Regions from separate parts of the Homo sapiens genome. Here regions 1, 2, 3 and 5 are each linked to region 4. A link is a contact called in ENCODE Hi-C or POLR2A ChIA-PET data. All regions are on one chromosome and are shown on one strand. The core of a region is the stretch at or near the end of the contact, and the rest is flanking DNA. Distances in the headings are between cores, read along the strand shown.

Region 1 (3,059 bases), core at 316-2,815, 270 kb after region 4:
CCCGAGTAGCTGGGACTACAGGTGTGTGCCACCACACCCGGCTAATTTTTTTTTTTTTTTTTGAGACAGAGTCTCACTCTGTCGCCCAGGCTGGAGTGCAGTGGGCGCGATCTTGGCTCACTGCAAGCTCCACCTCCTGGGTTCACGCCATTCTCCTGCCTCAGCCTCCTAAGTAGCTGGAACTACAGGCGCCCACCACCACGCCCGGCTACTTTTTTGTATTTGTAGTAGAGACGGGGTTTCACCGTGTTAGCCAGGATGGTCTCGATCTCCTGACCTTGTGGTCCATCCGCCTTGGCCTCCCAAAGTGCTGGGATTACAGGTGTGAGCCACTGCACCCGGCCCTAATTTTTTGTTTTTAGTAGAGATGGGGTTTCACCGTGTTAGCCAGGATGGTCTCAATTTCCTGTCCTCGTGATCCACCTGCCTTGGCCTCCCAAAGTGCTGGGATTACAGGCGTGAAACATCACACCAAGCCCGAGACCCTGTTTTTAAAAAGGAATACCCTGGCCGGGCGCAGTGGCTCACGCCTGTAATCCTAGCACATTGGGAGACCAAGGCGGGTGGATCACCTGAGGTCGGGAGTTCGAGACCAGTCTGACCAACATGGAGAAAACTCTTCTCTACTAAAAATACAAAATTAGCTGGATGTGGTGGTGGTCGCCTGTAGTCCCAGCTACTTGGGAGGCTGAAAGCAGGAGAATCGCTTGTACCCAGGAGGTGGAGGTTGCAGTGAGCCAAAATCACGCCACTGCACTCCAGCCTGGGCAACAAGAACGAAACTCCGTCTCAAATAAATAAATAAATAAATAAATAATAAAAAGGAATACCCTAAATGCATCTTGTGTCAGATCCTGGAAGAGAGGACATTTGTGGAAAAACTATTGAAGTCCAAAAGAATTTTAGTTAACAGATACTGTGTCAGTGTTCATTCCTTAGCTCTGATGTGGTGACAGAACATGCTGTCATCGGGAGAAGTTGTGGCGGTATTCTGGAACTCTCTACACCTTTACAGCTTTCCTAGAAATCTAGAATTATTCCATGATAAAAAGTTTTTTAATGCAGTAACAAAGATCTACATTTATTTATTTATTTATTTATTTATTTATTTATTTATTTAGAGACAGAGTCTCGCTCTGTCACCCAGGCTGGAGTGCAATGGTGTGATCTTGGCTCACTGCAACCTCCGCACCCTGGGTTCAAGCGATTCTCCTGCCTCAGCCTCCCTAGTAGCTGGGATTACAGGGGTGAGCTACCACGCCCAACTAAGTTTTGTATATTTAGTAGAGACGGGGTTTCGCCATGTTGGCCAGGCTGGTCTCAAACTCCTGACCTCAAGTGATCTGCTCACCTTGGACTACCAAAGTGCTGGGATTACAGTGTGAGCCACCGCACCCGGCCAGAGATCTACATTTTACATGGCAAGATGTTCACAAAATAATATTCAGTAAAAAGAAATGGCCAGGCGTGGTGGCTCACGCCTGTAATCCCAGCACTTTGGGAGGCCAAGGTGGGCAGATCACGAGGTCAGGAGATCGAGACCATCCTGGCTAACAGGTGAAACCCTGTCTCTACTAAAAATACAAAAAGAAAAAAAATTAGCCAGACGTGGTGGTGGGTGCCTGTAGTCCCAGCTACTCGGGAGAATGGCGTGAACCTGGGAGGCGGAGCTTGCAGTGAGCGGAGATCGCGCCACTGCACTCCAGCCTGGGCGACAGAGCGAGACTCTGTCTCAAAAAAAAAAAAAAAAGGAAATGAGTAACAGGACAGCATGTGTGCAGCCATGCGCATGAGGAGGGCGGGCCCAGCTGTGGCCGTCAGCGGCTGTAGCTTTGACTTTTTCTTTGTACTTCTTGGAGCACGTAAATCTGTTACAATGAACATGTCATTTTTATAGTCTTGTAATTTTTAGAATAATTGTTTTTTCTTTTTTTTTTTTTTGGAGACGGAGTTTCACTCTTGTTGCCCAGGCTGGAGTGAAATGGTGCGATATCGGCTCACCGCAACCTCCACCTCCCGGGTTCAAGCGATTCTCCTGCCTCAGGCTCCCAAGTATCTGGGATTACAGGCTTGCACCACCACGCCCAGCTAATTTTGTATTTTTAGTAGAGACGGAGTTTCTCCATGTTGGTCAGGCTGGTCTCCAACTCCCGACCTCAGGTGATCCGCCCGCCTTGGCCTCCCAAAGTGCTGGGATTACAGTCGTGAGCCACCGCGCCCAGCCCTAGAATAAGTTTTATAATCAGAAAAAGCAAACTTTTTCTACAATGTAATTTGGACCACTGTGTGGCATTCCTTGGCATGGTTTTAGCACGCTCATTTTGACCCAGTCCTCTGCTTGTGGGCATTACAGTTTTCAGCGTTCAGCTCTTCTAAACAGCACACCTACAGGAAAGTCCTTCCTTAGAATCTGAAATGTTTCCTCAGGATACTTTCCTAGAAATGGCCTTGCTAATGTAAAAGTGTGCAGATTTTTTTTTTTAAATAGGATTTCACTCTAGTGCCTAGACTGGAGTGCAATGGCCTAGTCAAGGCTCACTGCAGCCTCAACCTCCCGTGCTCAAGCAGTCCTTCTGCAGTCTCCTGAGTAGGTGGGACTAAGGTCATGAGCCACCACTCCTGGCTAATTTTTAAATTCTTTGTCAAGGCAGCGTCTCACTATGTTGCCCAGGCTGGTCTCAAAACTCCTGGGATCAAATGATCCTCCCACCTCAGCCTCCCAAAGTGCTGGGATTACAGATGTGAGCACCGTGCCTGGCCGATATGCTGATTTTGAAGAGGCTTTTCATACCTGCCACCTTCCAGAGAAGTTGTGCCCAGGTGTACCCTCCCCAGCAGAGAAGATGGTGTCTGCCTCCCATGCCCTCACCCACAATGGGTGTAATCATTCCGAGCCAAAGGGAACTTGTCTGGGCTGGTGTTTGAACACAATGAGATTGGAAATTTTTTTTTTTTTGAGACAGTCTTGCTCTGTTGCCCAGGCTGGAGTGCAATGGCATGATCTCAGCTCACTGCAACCTCTGCCTCCCGGGTTCAAGTGATTCTCCCTGCCTCAGCCT
Region 2 (3,295 bases), core at 336-2,835, 450 kb before region 4:
GGCTCAGCAGCAGTGCTATGTGTTGAGGCAGTGGGGTGGTGGCGGGGGGGGAGTTTCGGAGTGCAGATTCTGCAGATCCCCTCCCCTCCACACACAGCCTGCTTCTCTCTCTCTAGGCAGGCTGCCCACAGCCTCTGTCCTCACTGCCTCCGGATGCCAAGGCACCAGCTGCTGCCCCAGAGCCTGGCACAGCACTCACTGCAGCTGGCAAGGCCCGGTTTCCTGAGGCCACAGGGCAGCAAGGCTGGTGGGGGCCTGGGCAACATCGGGACAGTCTGAATCCCTTCCTCTGTCTACTTATGGTACCAGCGGGGAGGGCCAGAAAGCAAAAGTGAGGACCCCAGCAGAGACAAGAGGGTAAGGCGGGGAAGAGTGGCAAGGAGGAGGGAAGGAGGGAGGTGGGGCAGAGCCAGGAAAAGGAGAACCATCGCAGAGACAGACAAGAAATGAAGACGGCTCAGGGCTGTGAGGGAGCAAGAAGGGATGAGCGCGGCTATCTGGATAAAGAAAAGGAGCAAGCCCTGCGGGAACAGGTACAGGAGATGGGAAGAGAGCCAGCAACGAAAGTGGACAGGGACCTCTAGGGAACAGAAGCCAAGGCTTTCTGGGGCCTTGCTGTTTCCATAGCAACGAAGCCTGCTGCCCAGGCACTAGGAGAACCAGGGGGCTCAAGGACCAGAAAAAGGAATGTTTGACCTTGGTTTTGCCACATGTACTAGTCCCACCCAGAAGCCATTCCTCCCACTCCCTCACCTTCACTGCAGTCAAAGAAAGTATCATTAAAGAGAGTCAAACAGAAAGAAAGAAAAGAATAAGGCAACCATGTGAGTAAGTGATTGGGACAGAACAAGAGGCCAGCAAAAAGGAAAGAGGCGGGTCTGGGGCTGGACAGTGGCTGCCAAGGCCAAGTGGAGAAACGAGGCCATTTCTCGACTCCTCAGCCCTGCCTCCAGTCTCCTGGGGTGGGTGGCAAAGCTAGCTACTCTGGAGCCTGCGCCTCCACGGGCTCCAGTCCCTTTACCACCGGAGACCTGGGTCAGCCCAGAGACGCCAAGAGGCCTGAGGAGCAGCCAAAGAGAACCTGAAAGCCTTCGAGAAGAGGGACAGAAAAAGAGATGAGCAAGTGTGGAAAGAAAACCCGAAGATGGTGAGGAGAGAGAGAGAGAACCTGAGTAGGGGAGGTCGGAGCATGACTTCAAGGGACTGGTGGAGGGATTCTACTGGGGTGAGCCTGTAGGGGCGGCGGAGGGGCTCAGCAGAGCACAAACAAGATCTGGGCTGAACAAGCCCTGAAGCACCAGGGGGCGCTCTCCCCTATCTCGCCGGTCTGGCGCGACTGGGAACTACAACTCCCAGCAGCGCTTGCACAATTACCGCCCCTAATTGCTCCGGACCGAGAAAGGAAGATAATAGCTGATGCTCGTTTATCTCCCACAGTTGGGGAGTCTGTAGCCCTACAAGTGTCCCCAGTGAATGTGGCTAGAGACTAGTTGTTGTGGTCCTGCATTTCTGAGAACCATGCATGAGGGACAAAGCAGCTGCCTTCTTTCCAGGCCCAGCTCCCAGACCTCCTCTGGGAAGGTCTCCAGCGCCCCCCTCCGCCCTCCCTACTCTCGAGCTCTACAGCTGTCTGTTCTGCTCACTTGGCACTTACTGCCTAATAACATCTTGTACTGCTCCCTGGAGAGGAAATGTGATGTGAGAAAGAAGACCTGGGCGCTAGTGCTGGCTCCACCACCAGCTTTGTGACCTTCGCTGGTCACAAAGCTGGGCTCTAAGTCCCAGCTTCCCCGTCTGGAAAATGGAGCTGATCATCAGGAACTGCACAGGCTGCTGTGGGCACCTCAGAAAGAGAAAGGGTGGGGTCCAGCTTCCTCAACCATAAAGCATCCCACAAATAAACGACTCATGCCAGTTGGTAACTTTCTGCTAGTGTCCTGCCTCTCTCTGTGTCTCCCTCTCTTTCTCAATGATTTTTTTTTTTTTAATGGAGTCTCACCATGTTGCCAGGCTGGTTTTGAACTCCTGGCCTCAAGTGATCCTCCCACCTCGGCCTCTCATAGTGCTGGGATTACAGGCATGAGCCACCGTGCCTGGCCTCAATGAATAAATTAACTCCTCTGAAAAGAGTCTGCACTTTTCATGTACTTTGCATGGACCACACTTTATTGTAGGTGTTAGAACATCAATCAGCCCCTTAGTAACAGAGCCCATTGGCTCATATAAAATAAATTTGCTGAGCACACAGCTACTTATGTGCCAAGAGCTGTGTGAAGCACCGGGGGCATAGGAACAAAAATATCCAATCCCTGGCCTCAAGGAGCTTGGTCTAGTTGGGGAAGCAAACAGGTAAAGTGACAGTTATGATACAGTGTGATGAGCCTTCTAGTGGAAGTGTGGACAAAGTGTGGAAGTGACCAGGTTCACCTGGGGTGTTCAAGGAGACTTCCAGTGTGCATGGCCTGGCTGCTTTTTCAAGAGTCAGACGAAAGAGACACACCAAGTCATTGGGGAGAGGACAAGGATGGCGGAAATCCAGGCAAACAGAAGAGCAGACTAAAGAATGGAAATGGGACTCCATAGCCCCAGTGCTTGGCACCCACTGGAGTTCCTTGAGGACTTGTTATAGTGGCTTGTAAACTTCTTAGGAAAGAGATTGTCTTAAGAAAGGCAGCCTCAGTACAGAAAAAGGAGCTAGAGCCCCCAAGCAGGCTTAAAGGCCCTGTGCTGGCCACAGCTCCCAATCAGAATTTCCCTGGACTGGGCACCTAGCAGGCTTCCAGAATTTGATGGTTAAATTGGGGTTGCCGTGCTGCCTGGTTGCCTTAACAAAGAAACAGATACTTCCTAGGGATCAGCCTGAACAACTGCCACATAAAAAGATACCTGTGTTCTAGAAAGAAGTCATCAGAACAACTGGGCTTTGCGAAAGAAATGGAGGTTTGTGGCCCTTCACATCAGGGCAGCTAATGGGGCCTTTGGAATGGCACTCGGGGAGCAGACCCATCACTTCCCACAGGCCTCAGAGAGGACAAGGGGATGTGCCTGCGTTGACTTGGCTTCCCCCCAGGAAGCACAGTTAGCCTGCAGCAGGATGAGGGCTGGGCTCTCTGGGGACCATGGGGGTCACTGACCTTTTGTTGGCTGGTGCACATCGCCGGCTCCTCCTCTCCCGGCCCCCCCCTCGGAGAACAGTAAGGACCCTACTGGAGAAGCAGAATTGGGGAGTCAGGCACAGGGGGTACCGAGCCAGTCCCTCCCCAGCCTTGAGGGGATGAAGGGCCCTCTCCAGGGT
Region 3 (3,266 bases), core at 64-2,563, 440 kb after region 4:
CTGGGCAACATGACGAAACCCCATCTCTACAAAAAATACAAACCAAACCAAACAAACACACAAAAAACGGTGGCTCTATTCAGCCTGATAGAAACGACTTGTGGTACAGGCCCTAAGTCAGGTACGCTGCTGCCCAAGAGCCTGACTGGTAGATGGAGATGTGAAAGGGACACAGGGCTCTCCACGTAAGCAGGAGGCAGCAAGAATGACAGTTCCAGGGGTTCTACGTGGAAGGAAGAGGGGGCCAGGAGGAAGGGACTTCAGGTCAGATTGAGGGGGCATGTGCCATCCGGAAGAGGAGAATGTCGATGTAACTGTGAAAGTCCAAGTCCTAGCTGCTTTTCCACTGCCCTGGTGTACAACCTCAGGCCCTGCAGACTGCACATCTGAGGACCCCTGCCTGCCCTGTCTGGCTTCTCTGAATCTAATAAGGGAGAAGATGCGTTTGAAAAAGAACACGGAAGAGGGAGAGAGAAAAAAAGCACCAAGGTCCATGTTCAGAGAGCCCTGGTAATTTTAACTTGCAACTCACCCAAGAAGAGCCTAATGGTCGCAAGAGTATGTAGGAAGGCCCCAACCCGACCCGGCCCAGCACGCAGCACCCAAGGGCGGCTGGAAGCGCAATGCGCGTGCCCAGTACAGCGCTATTCAGTCTGCAGGCTTTTTGAGGATTTCAACTTCAAAGAACGGTCGGCTTCGGGGCGAACTTTGCTTCAGTTCCAGGCCTCGGGAGGCAGCGAGGAGACAGACTGGGACACCGAGCATGCAGAAGGGGAGTGGTCTTGAAATACGCGGAAAGGGAGAATGCACCCCTCCTGGCCAGCCTTGCCGGGCGAAGTGAGAAGTACTGAGGCCTGAGAAGGCTCCACGCGTGCGCAAAGGGCCGCTCGCTGTGATTACTGGGGTGGCGATGGTTGTGATGACGCCGCTGCCCCGCCTGCGCCGAAAGGGAAACCCCAGGGGAGGCGGAGGCCAGCGGGGATTTCTGAAGCCAAGTGGTCCCCTTCATCCACGACGGACAGGAAGGGCGACCCCCTGAGGCCACTTCCAGGTCTTGCGACCGGAGGAGAGTTACCAAGGAGACGCTCCTCCCGAGGCCTCGCGCGTCGGAAGCTTCTGTCCCCTGGATTCCGGTTGACGGACGCGTCCCCCGAGCAGGTTCTCGGTAGCAGCCGACACGCCCCACCCCGGGCACAGCGAGGTCTGAGGACCACGCTAAGGCGTCACGTCCGCCCTGATCCGCGGCAGCTATGGAACGGGCGGAGCCGCAGCGGAGGGCGCTCCGCTTTGACGTCACTTCCTGTGAGCCCGGCGGTGACAACGGCAACATGGCCCTGAACGGAGCTGGTGAGGACCTGGGCGGCAGGGGTTTGTGGCTGTGAGGTACGGGAGGCAGCCCACTCCGGCAAGACCCCCAGTCCCTATGCCTCTCTTCCCCAGAAGTCGACGACTTCTCCTGGGAGCCCCCGACTGAGGCGGAGACGAAGGTGCTGCAGGCGCGACGGGAGCGGCAAGATCGCATCTCCCGGCTCATGGGCGACTATCTGCTGCGCGGTTACCGCATGCTGGGCGAGACGTGTGCGGACTGCGGGGTGAGGCGAGACTCGGGCGAGTGACCGGGGATGGGTCCGCGGGCCAGGCCACTCAGCCCTTCCCCGGCCCTCCCCTCTGGACCCCATTGCCGGCGTCTCATTCCGGCCCCGTGTGCTTTTTGGTCCGTAGACGATCCTCCTCCAAGACAAACAGCGGAAAATCTACTGCGTGGCTTGTCAGGAACTCGACTCAGACGTGGATAAAGATAATCCCGGTAAGAGTAAAAAATAATCCGGGAGAGGGGCCGGATATGCTTAGGGGGGAAGCGTGGTTAAGTGGTGATAGAGGCCCGAGAACAGTAGGGCTGAGAGGTGACAGTGGAGTCTCTGGGTGGGGTAGAAGTAAAATTATTTCTCCTTTAGGCTCTAAAGAGGACCCTTAACTCAATAAGAGCACCAAGCACCTCCTGTGTGCCAGCCACTGCGCGAGAGTCTGAGCTCAACCAGGCCCAGTACTGATGGAGAATTGAAGCTAGGGCATAAATGTGATACAAAGTAGAAAGTGGATGAGTTGCCTTATAGAGGGACAGGGAAAACACCTCAAGCACAGAAAGAGCAGAGCAGAAAAGGAGATGGCTCAGGGCTGAGGTGGGCCAGGCATCCTGACCATTCCACCCACTTTCTCCTCTTTTTAGCTCTGAATGCCCAGGCTGCCCTCTCCCAAGCTCGGGAGCACCAGCTGGCCTCAGCCTCAGAGCTCCCCCTGGGCTCTCGACCTGCGCCCCAGCCCCCAGTACCTCGTCCGGAGCACTGTGAGGGAGCTGCAGCAGGACTCAAGGCAGCCCAGGGGCCACCTGCTCCTGCTGTGCCTCCAAATACAGATGTCATGGCCTGCACACAGACAGCCCTCTTGCAGAAGCTGACCTGGGCCTCTGCTGAACTGGGCTCTAGCACCTCCCTGGAGACTAGCATCCAGCTGTGTGGCCTTATCCGCGCATGTGCGGAGGCCCTGCGCAGCCTGCAGCAGCTACAGCACTAAGAGAAGCCCCTGAGAAAAACCCTCTAGAAAAACAGCTGTTCCTCTGTGTGGTTTGTTTTTTTCCTGGTTCCAAGTGTGCATGCCAGCCCCAGCTCCACTCACCTTTTTCCAGCTTTTGGCCTCTTCACCTCTCCACTCTGCTCTCCTTGACGCCCTGAGATGAGTTGAGCTTGTTTCTTCTCAGTTTCCCCAGTCAGGATGAGGGAGTAGGTAGAGGACTATGTGATGCCCCTTTTCTAAGGAAGAAGCCATAGCCTTTTCAAAGGTAGCAGCCAGAGGGGTGGACCCTAGCCTTGTCTCTGGCAGCACCTCTGCAGCCTCTTCCGCCATCTGGTGTCCATTCCCCACCTGGAAGTGAGGTTTTGTGTTCCGATCCCCTTGATAGATTCCCCTCCTTCCCCTGAGCATCCTGACCCTATCAGCCTATCCCATCTCATGCCCACCCCAGGTACTCAGACACCGACAGGAGTTTGTGGTGACCCCAGCGTCAGGTGGCACGTTAGGCACCAAGTGTGGACTTGCCAGTCTCCTGACTCCACTGTTAGATCATTTTCCTTGGGTGTGGGGGCGGGGCGGGGCGCGGCGGGGAGACGGGGTAGCAAAAAGAACCGTGAAGAAACCACGCCTGCCCCCTTCAGCCTTTTCCCCCCTCCGCCGCATTTTTCCATCTCCCCTTGAGTGAGTGGATGTCCCGT
Region 4 (3,063 bases), core at 364-2,863:
CCCTGCCTTGACTCACAAAGTCCACACGGTCCTCAGCCAGCCAGTGGAAACATTTGAGGAAGAGAAGAAGAGTGAAGAGTGCAACAAAGCGGGGGCTGAAGTCATCCCGAAAAACGGTGAAGGCCAGACAAGTCTCTGTGACGGCGTACCAGGAACGTTCCAGAAGGTGCTGGGGGCCAGGCAGGGAATAATGTGGATACCAAACATTCTTTCCCAGCACCCTGCCCTCACCTTTGGGGCAGCCGACATCTTACCTCCATCTCTGCTGCCCTCAGTTGCCCAAAGAACACCTTGCCCATCACCTTGCCCAGAAGGAAGACAAGGACAAAGGCCTGGATGTACAGGACCTAGGAGTGGGGAGAGGCTGTGGTTTGAGGTCACTTTCTGCTTTCCTCTCCTTGGGACTCATCATGCAGGATCCTCCACATCCTCATCACAGTTTATTCAAAGTTAGGCAGCTGGCGGCTACTTCCCTACTTACCTGACCTCTAGCCCCGCCCCTTGCCCAGGCAGACTCCTCCTTCCCTCCCAGGGAGTTCCTCCCTCCCTGAGCCCTGAACTCACTGCCATGCTGGGGCTGGACTTGGTCAGGTACACCACAGTGGGGTAGAACTGGTGTTTGAGGTAGTAGGCGTGAGCCACCACAGCCCCGGTCAGCGCCAGGCTGGCCGCCATCATCACTGCCGTGCGGAACATTGCCCTGGCCCGGAGACCTGCATGGGGCAAGAAAATAACTTATGTGATGCTCGTGCTGTGCAAAATAGCCCGGTGCCTGGCACAGCCTCAATTCATAGGAGAAAGTGGGGGGGAAATCACATTTCGCCCTCGAAATCATCAGACAAAGAATAGCTTACGCTACCCCATTTTACAAATTAGACTCGAAGGGGTTAAGTGATCACACTGACGCAAGGCCTGGAACCTGGGTCAGTCTTGCTTCAAATCTAGGGCTCTTTCCACGCTGCCTGCCAAGCCGCCTCCTCTAGGGAGGTGATGAGGAAAAGCTGCAATGTTGGAGGAGGGGGAGCTGCACCGCTGACCCTCCGGTGGAGAAGATGGGGTGGGAGGCAACAGCAGAAATCTGCTCCAGGGGCGGGAATGCGCAGCCAGGGCTGAGAGCAGCCAAGGCACAGAGGATAGCAGGCTGGGCAGGCGACAGCGCCGGTGACAGCTGTGTTAGGGTGGGCAGTTCGGACGCCCGCCCTGCGGGAGCGGGCGGGGAACGTCAGCCTGGAATCCTGGGGTCCCCCGACCCCCGGAGTAGTGTCAACTCAGAGCACCACAAAAACAGCGGGACGGGAGAGAGCAGCAGCGGGACGGGAGGAGCCGGGTCGCCCTCGCGGCCGCGCACCTGTGAGCACCAGGAGTTGCGGGCGTCGCAGGCAGGGCCCAGGCTTGAGCAAAGCGGCCGCACCGGCGTCTGAGGTCTCCGGCCAGCTGACAGGCCGAAAGCGTGCGGCGGGGCTGAGGGGCGTGCCGACTCCGGAGACCTCAAGGGGAAGGTTCGGGTCCCGACCCCAACCACAACTCGGGCCAGACTTCGCCCCACTCACCAGGAACCCAGCGCCGCGAGCCCGCTCAATCCGCGCGACTGCGGCTGCCCCTCCGGTTAACAACACTCCCCACCCCCTGCGAACCGGAACTTCGGGGGTCAGACACCTCACTTCCGGCGGCGCGGGGCGCGGCGTGGGTCGTACCAAGTGCGTCCTGCCCTGGCTCGCACTGCGCCCTACGTGGGCCCATAGCAATGGTGTCACCACCGTATCTGGGGTGATGTCTACGGGGAAGGGCTGGGCAAGAGGTCCGAGAGGTGGTCGGAAGGTAATAAGGCAACAGGGGGGAGTCGGAGGTCCCCCTATTATTTATTAGTCACAGATGGTATGGCTCCTGCGCTGAGTGGCCTCCTCGGACTGGGGGACTCGGCCCCGCGAGCAGCTGGGAAGGGGAGCCGCTTGCGGGCTGTACCACCTGGAGCGGGGAGTAGGCCAGGGACAGACTATACAAGCCTGAGGGGAATGAAATGTTTTCTTAAACATTTAGGGAGAGTCACAACAGTTTGACAAATACGGTGCTCTCTGAGAGAACTGGATGCGGAAAACAAAAATTTGTCTTCTCCATGATCACCCCCACAAGTTGTGTGGGAGTGAGTTGGGTCCCGTGGCTGCCACTGATTGGTTGCGATAAGTTACGCGGCCCAATAAGAAAAAGAATGTACCTTTGCTGGCCTATAGAAAGGGGAAAGCAGGTGAGTGGTTGTTAGGGGCGGACAGCTGCGTTGCCTAGGCCCTGGTCCCGCTCCAGTTGGCTGAGAGTAGGGAAAGCTCAGTCCTTGGGCGAGTGATCCCTGGCTGGCCTCCGGGAACGTTTGCCGCGCCAGGACAGGGAGGGACAACCAGGTGTACCCGAGACTGGGAGATTAATTCCTGCTAATCTTGGGACGGAAGTGTTCTGTTTGTTCAAAGGAATTGACTTCAGCGTCGCAGGCCTGCCCGCATCTCAGTGTCTGATTTTGCTGCCCATGTGTTGTTCAGCTCTGAGCCATAAGCAAGACCCCCACTGGTCCTGGGCTGCACTGTATTTTAGTTCGTGTCTGGGTCGCAGCCAACTAAGCCTGCTGATTAACAAAATGGAGCTAATGCATCCACTTTGTGCCTTGCGTTTTCCTCCGTCATCTCATTTAATCATCAATCACTAAGGTTTATGAGCTAGGGGGTGCTACCCCCTCCCCCGAAACGTGGGGCAATTGAAATTCAAAGGCTTACCAAAACCTGTCCTAGGATTGGCGCCAGGTCTGTCTGCCTCTAAATCTCTGTGCTGTTGGTCTCAGCCATCTTCCCTGCCACCTGTTGACTTGACAGTTTCAGCTTATAACCAGTCAGAGTTGGCTTCCCCGTAAGGCCACGTATAACTTTTTTTCCCCCTTTTCTTTTTATTTATTTATTTATTAATTTTTGCGACAGGGTCTTGCTCTGTCGCCCAGGCTGGAGTGCATTGGCGCCATCAGGGCTCATTGCAGCCTCGACCTCCCGGGCTCAAGCGATCCTCCCACCTCAGCCCCACAAGGTG
Region 5 (3,353 bases), core at 854-3,353, 390 kb after region 4:
GGCTGTGCAGGATGTGCCTTGTTAACTATATGTTTGCAAGCAGTATGCTTGGTAAAAGTCATCGCCATTCTCCATTCTCTATTAACCAGGGACATGATGCACTGTGCAAAGCCACAGGGACCTCTGCCCGAGAAAGCCTGGGTATTGTCTCCCCGACTGAGACAGCCTGATATGGCCTTGTGGGAAGGGAAAGACCTTACCATCCCCCAGCCCGACACCCGTAAAGGGTCTGTGCTGAGAATTAGTAAAAGAGGAAGATCTCTTTGCGGTTGAGATAAGAGGAAGGCCTCTGTTTCCCGTATGTCCCTGGGAATGGAATGTCTTGGTGTAAAGCCCACCAGTCATTCTATTCTGAGATAGGAGAAAACTGCCCTATGGCTGGAGGTGAGATATGCTAGCGGTGATACTGCTCTGTTACTCTTTGCTACACTGAGATGTTTGGGTAAAGAGAAACATAAATCCAGCCTACGTGCACATCCGGGCACAGTACCTTCCCTTGAACTTATTTATGATGCAGATTCCTTTACTCACATGTTTTCCTGCTGACCTTCTTCCCACCATCACCCTGTTCTGCCGCAGTCCCCTTGCAGAGATAGTGAAAATAGTAATCAGTAAATACTGAGGGAACTGAGAGACCAGCGCCGGTGCAGGTCCTCGTATACTGAGTGTGCCGGTCCCCTGGGCCCACTGTTCTTTCTCTATACTTTGTGTCTTATTTCTTTTCTCAGTCTCTTGTCTCCACCTGACGAGAAATACCCACAGGTGTGGAGGGGCAGGCCCCCTTCAAACATGTTGGTCAGGCTGACCTGGAACTCCTGACCTCAGGTGATCCTCCAGCCTCGGCCTCCCAAAGTGCTGAGATTACAAGCGTGAACCACTGTGCCTGGCCCTCACCCCAGTTTATAGATGGGGGACCTAACGCACCCAAAGGGAACTGTGTGAGTTCTCACATCCAATGAGGGGCTGAACCGTGATTGAAACCCAGCACCGTCTCACTGTGGCATCTCTGCCCTTGAGTTATCTCCCAAAGGCATCCCAACCAGACTTTTCATAACCAGTCCCAGAATCTCACCAGTGCTCCATAGCTGTGGTTGAGGCACTGTCCCCAAGCCTGGGTCCTGAGACCCTACCAGCAGAAGAACCACTGCCTGTCCAGCCCCTCCTACACAGCTCAGGGGCTGGATCCCCACCAGTGTGATGTGCTGATTGAGCTAACACCACTCCATGGCTGTCTACACAGGCACTGAGAGATGCAATCCGTTGGCTTGAGAGCCGGGCAGCTGAGCCCAGGAGAGCAGGGTCCCCTCCCAGCCCTTTGGCCTCTTCCAGACCTGCCCAGTTGCTCCTTCTCCCTCCCTCCTTTCCTGGGGTCACTTCTTCTTCCCTCCTCAGTCTCTCCTTCCTCCATTCCCTGGGTGCCCGCCCCTGCCCCGGGGTTCTGGACCTCCTTGGAACCTTGGATTCACTCTCTGCCTCTCACCCACGCTCTTTCTCTGGGGCGTCTCCTCGTGCTTCTCTCATGGTCACTTCACCAGGACCGACTCCTCCCCGGAGCCTGGAGGCACCCACTTGCTGGTGGGAGAGAGTGTCTGGCGTGGGGCCAGTCTCCCTCTCTGGGTCTCTGCCTCACTCCTCACTGCACCCTCTCATGCCTGTCAGTCTTTCTACCTCTCCCCCTTTTTGCCTCGGTTTCCCCATCCCTCTGTCCCTTCTTAAGCTCTCATCCTTACAGTACGCTAGAAGGCAGGCTCTATTATCCTTTAGGATTTAGGCCTCTTTAGATAAAAGGGCTCACAGGCTTGGAGGGTTTTAAGTGACTTACCCGGCGGCGGAGTACTGATCTTAGTACCGCCCGCCGCCCCGGACTGCCCCGCCCCTCCCTAGCCCCCCCATCCCCGCCCCTCCCTAGCCCCCCCATCCCCGCCCCTCCCTAGCCCCCCCATCCCCGCCCCTCTCCCGCCCCTCCCTTGTCCCCGCCCCTTCCCGCCCCAACTCAGGTTCTGCCCCACCCCGCCCCAATTCACGTCCTGCTCCGCCCCGACGTAGGCCCCGCCCTGGCCCCCGGGCCCCGCCCCCGTCTGACGCAGGCCCCGCCCCCTCTCCGCCCCGCCCCGGCTCGGGCGGCCGGAGGACCCGGAGCTAAGGCGCCCGAACCCGCGGCGGCGGTGGGGACGATGTGGTTCTTTGCCCGGGACCCGGTCCGGGACTTTCCGTTCGAGCTCATCCCGGAGCCCCCAGAGGGCGGCCTGCCCGGGCCCTGGGCCCTGCACCGCGGCCGCAAGAAGGTGAGTGCGGCCGAGCTCCGTAGGCCGCGGTCGACCTGGGCCTTGCCTATTCCGCGCCGCCGACCCCGTCGCGTTGCGCCCGGCCTGACGTGGCGGCGGAACCAAGGGGTAGCAGGCCGGGGAGGGGGCGGGCAGTGCCTACGTGGCGGGCGGAGGGACCGAGGGACCGACAGGCGGACAGGGCCGGGGTCACGTGGGCCCGGCGAAGTGTCCCTAAGGCTGACCTGGGGAGAGACCTGGCTGCGGGCCCTTGTCTTCCGGCCACACAACAGCTCTGGGACCATCTCAGGCCCCGCTGCCCTCCCCTAGGCCACAGGCAGCCCCGTGTCCATCTTCGTCTATGATGTGAAGCCTGGCGCGGAAGAGCAGACCCAGGTGGCCAAAGCTGCCTTCAAGCGCTTCAAAACTCTACGGCACCCCAACATCCTGGCTTACATCGATGGACTGGAGGTACCTGCTGCCTTGCCTGCCCGTCTCTGCCCCTCACGATGTCCTGGTTACCCACTCCTGTCTCCCCTCCTGCCCTGTTTCCACCCTATGTGCCCCAGCACCCCCAGATTTGGTTTCCTCTTCCCCATCTCTCCCAACTTCAAGTCGCTTATCTCTCCTTCCTCTCTGCCCCTCCGCCCTTGATAACCCTGTGTCCCCTTCCCCAGACAGAAAAATGCCTCCACGTCGTGACAGAGGCTGTGACCCCGTTGGGAATATACCTCAAGGCGAGAGTGGAGGCTGGTGGCCTGAAGGAGCTGGAGATCTCCTGGGGGCTACACCAGATCGTGGTGAGGTGGGGGGCAGTGGTGATGAGAGCAGGGATGGGGGGTTGCAGGTGCTGGGGCGTGATGGCTCCTTTTGCCCCCAGAAAGCCCTCAGCTTCCTGGTCAACGACTGCAGCCTCATCCACAACAATGTCTGCATGGCCGCCGTGTTCGTGGACCGAGCTGGCGAGTGGAAGCTTGGGGGCCTGGACTACATGTATTCGGCCCAGGGCAACGGTGGGGGACCTCCCCGCAAGGGGATCCCCGAGCTTGAGCAGTATGACCCCCCGGAGTTGGCTGACAGCAGTGGCAG

The links. Hi-C counts contacts between places; a loop is a spot of excess contacts on that map. ChIA-PET counts read pairs that join two places held with the same protein, here RNA polymerase II (POLR2A). Pooled maps may share reads with other maps.
Region 1: a pooled map shows a loop between it and region 4 (4-fold over the local background). The contact joins the enhancer-like site here to the promoter of SYVN1 in region 4. A Hi-C loop is called at or near these places in 3 of 50 pooled maps. POLR2A ChIA-PET finds 5 or more read pairs at or near these places in 7 of 52 experiments (A673, CD8-positive, alpha-beta memory T cell, GM12878 and 4 more).
Region 2: a pooled map shows a loop between it and region 4 (8-fold over the local background). The contact joins the enhancer-like site here to the promoter of SYVN1 in region 4. A Hi-C loop is called at or near these places in 1 of 168 maps with a recorded cell type or tissue (CD8-positive, alpha-beta T cell), 1 of 37 single-sample maps with no recorded cell type and 7 of 50 pooled maps. POLR2A ChIA-PET finds 5 or more read pairs at or near these places in 1 of 52 experiments (activated B cell).
Region 3: a map with no recorded cell type shows a loop between it and region 4 (8-fold over the local background). The contact joins the promoter of ZNRD2 here to the promoter of SYVN1 in region 4. A Hi-C loop is called at or near these places in 8 of 37 single-sample maps with no recorded cell type and 11 of 50 pooled maps. POLR2A ChIA-PET finds 5 or more read pairs at or near these places in 2 of 52 experiments (AG04449 and activated B cell).
Region 5: a loop to region 4 is called in a pooled map, with 5 times the contacts of the local background. The contact joins the promoter of SCYL1 here to the promoter of SYVN1 in region 4. A Hi-C loop is called at or near these places in 12 of 50 pooled maps. POLR2A ChIA-PET finds 5 or more read pairs at or near these places in 5 of 52 experiments (CD4-positive, alpha-beta memory T cell, OCI-LY7, PC-9 and 2 more).

The regions. Positions count from the first base shown.
Region 1 is chr11:65,406,150-65,409,208 of GRCh38, forward strand. All of the region lies in intron 10 of FRMD8 (FERM domain containing 8), which reads left to right. Among named protein-coding and RNA genes, the nearest start is that of NEAT1, 15 kb to the right of the region's middle. Within about 2 kb of position 1,566, at least 2 of the 41 ENCODE cell types and tissues checked have a DNase peak (open chromatin) inside an H3K27ac peak, as active enhancers do.
Region 2 is chr11:64,687,271-64,690,565 of GRCh38, forward strand. NRXN2 (neurexin 2) reads right to left here. Exons shown (of 23, transcript NM_015080.4): 5 at 3,135-3,206. Among named protein-coding and RNA genes, the nearest start is that of NRXN2, 34 kb to the right of the region's middle. RefSeq lists enhancers at 570-1,490, 1,630-1,679. Within about 2 kb of position 1,586, at least 25 of the 41 ENCODE cell types and tissues checked have a DNase peak (open chromatin) inside an H3K27ac peak, as active enhancers do.
Region 3 is chr11:65,569,164-65,572,429 of GRCh38, forward strand. It overlaps ZNRD2 (zinc ribbon domain containing 2), which reads left to right and starts at 1,314. Exons shown (of 4, transcript NM_006396.3): 1 at 1,314-1,347; 2 at 1,441-1,592; 3 at 1,723-1,807; 4 at 2,228-2,725. The coding sequence starts at 1,329. The coding sequence ends at 2,571. It overlaps ZNRD2-DT (ZNRD2 divergent transcript), which reads right to left and starts at 1,250. Exons shown (of 1, transcript NR_038923.1): 1 at 57-1,250. RefSeq lists enhancers at 672-1,391, 1,402-1,631 and a silencer at 3,246-3,266.
Region 4 is chr11:65,132,906-65,135,968 of GRCh38, forward strand. SYVN1 (synoviolin 1) reads right to left here and starts at 1,614. Exons shown (of 16, transcript NM_172230.3): 1 at 1,551-1,614; 2 at 565-713; 3 at 255-347; 4 at 17-169. The coding sequence starts at 696. RefSeq lists silencers at 217-393, 2,110-2,293 and enhancers at 995-1,064, 1,353-2,256, 1,615-2,124.
Region 5 is chr11:65,522,980-65,526,332 of GRCh38, forward strand. It overlaps SCYL1 (SCY1 like pseudokinase 1), which reads left to right and starts at 2,104. Exons shown (of 18, transcript NM_020680.4): 1 at 2,104-2,285; 2 at 2,595-2,735; 3 at 2,942-3,064; 4 at 3,145-3,353. The coding sequence starts at 2,175. RefSeq lists a silencer at 1,952-2,451.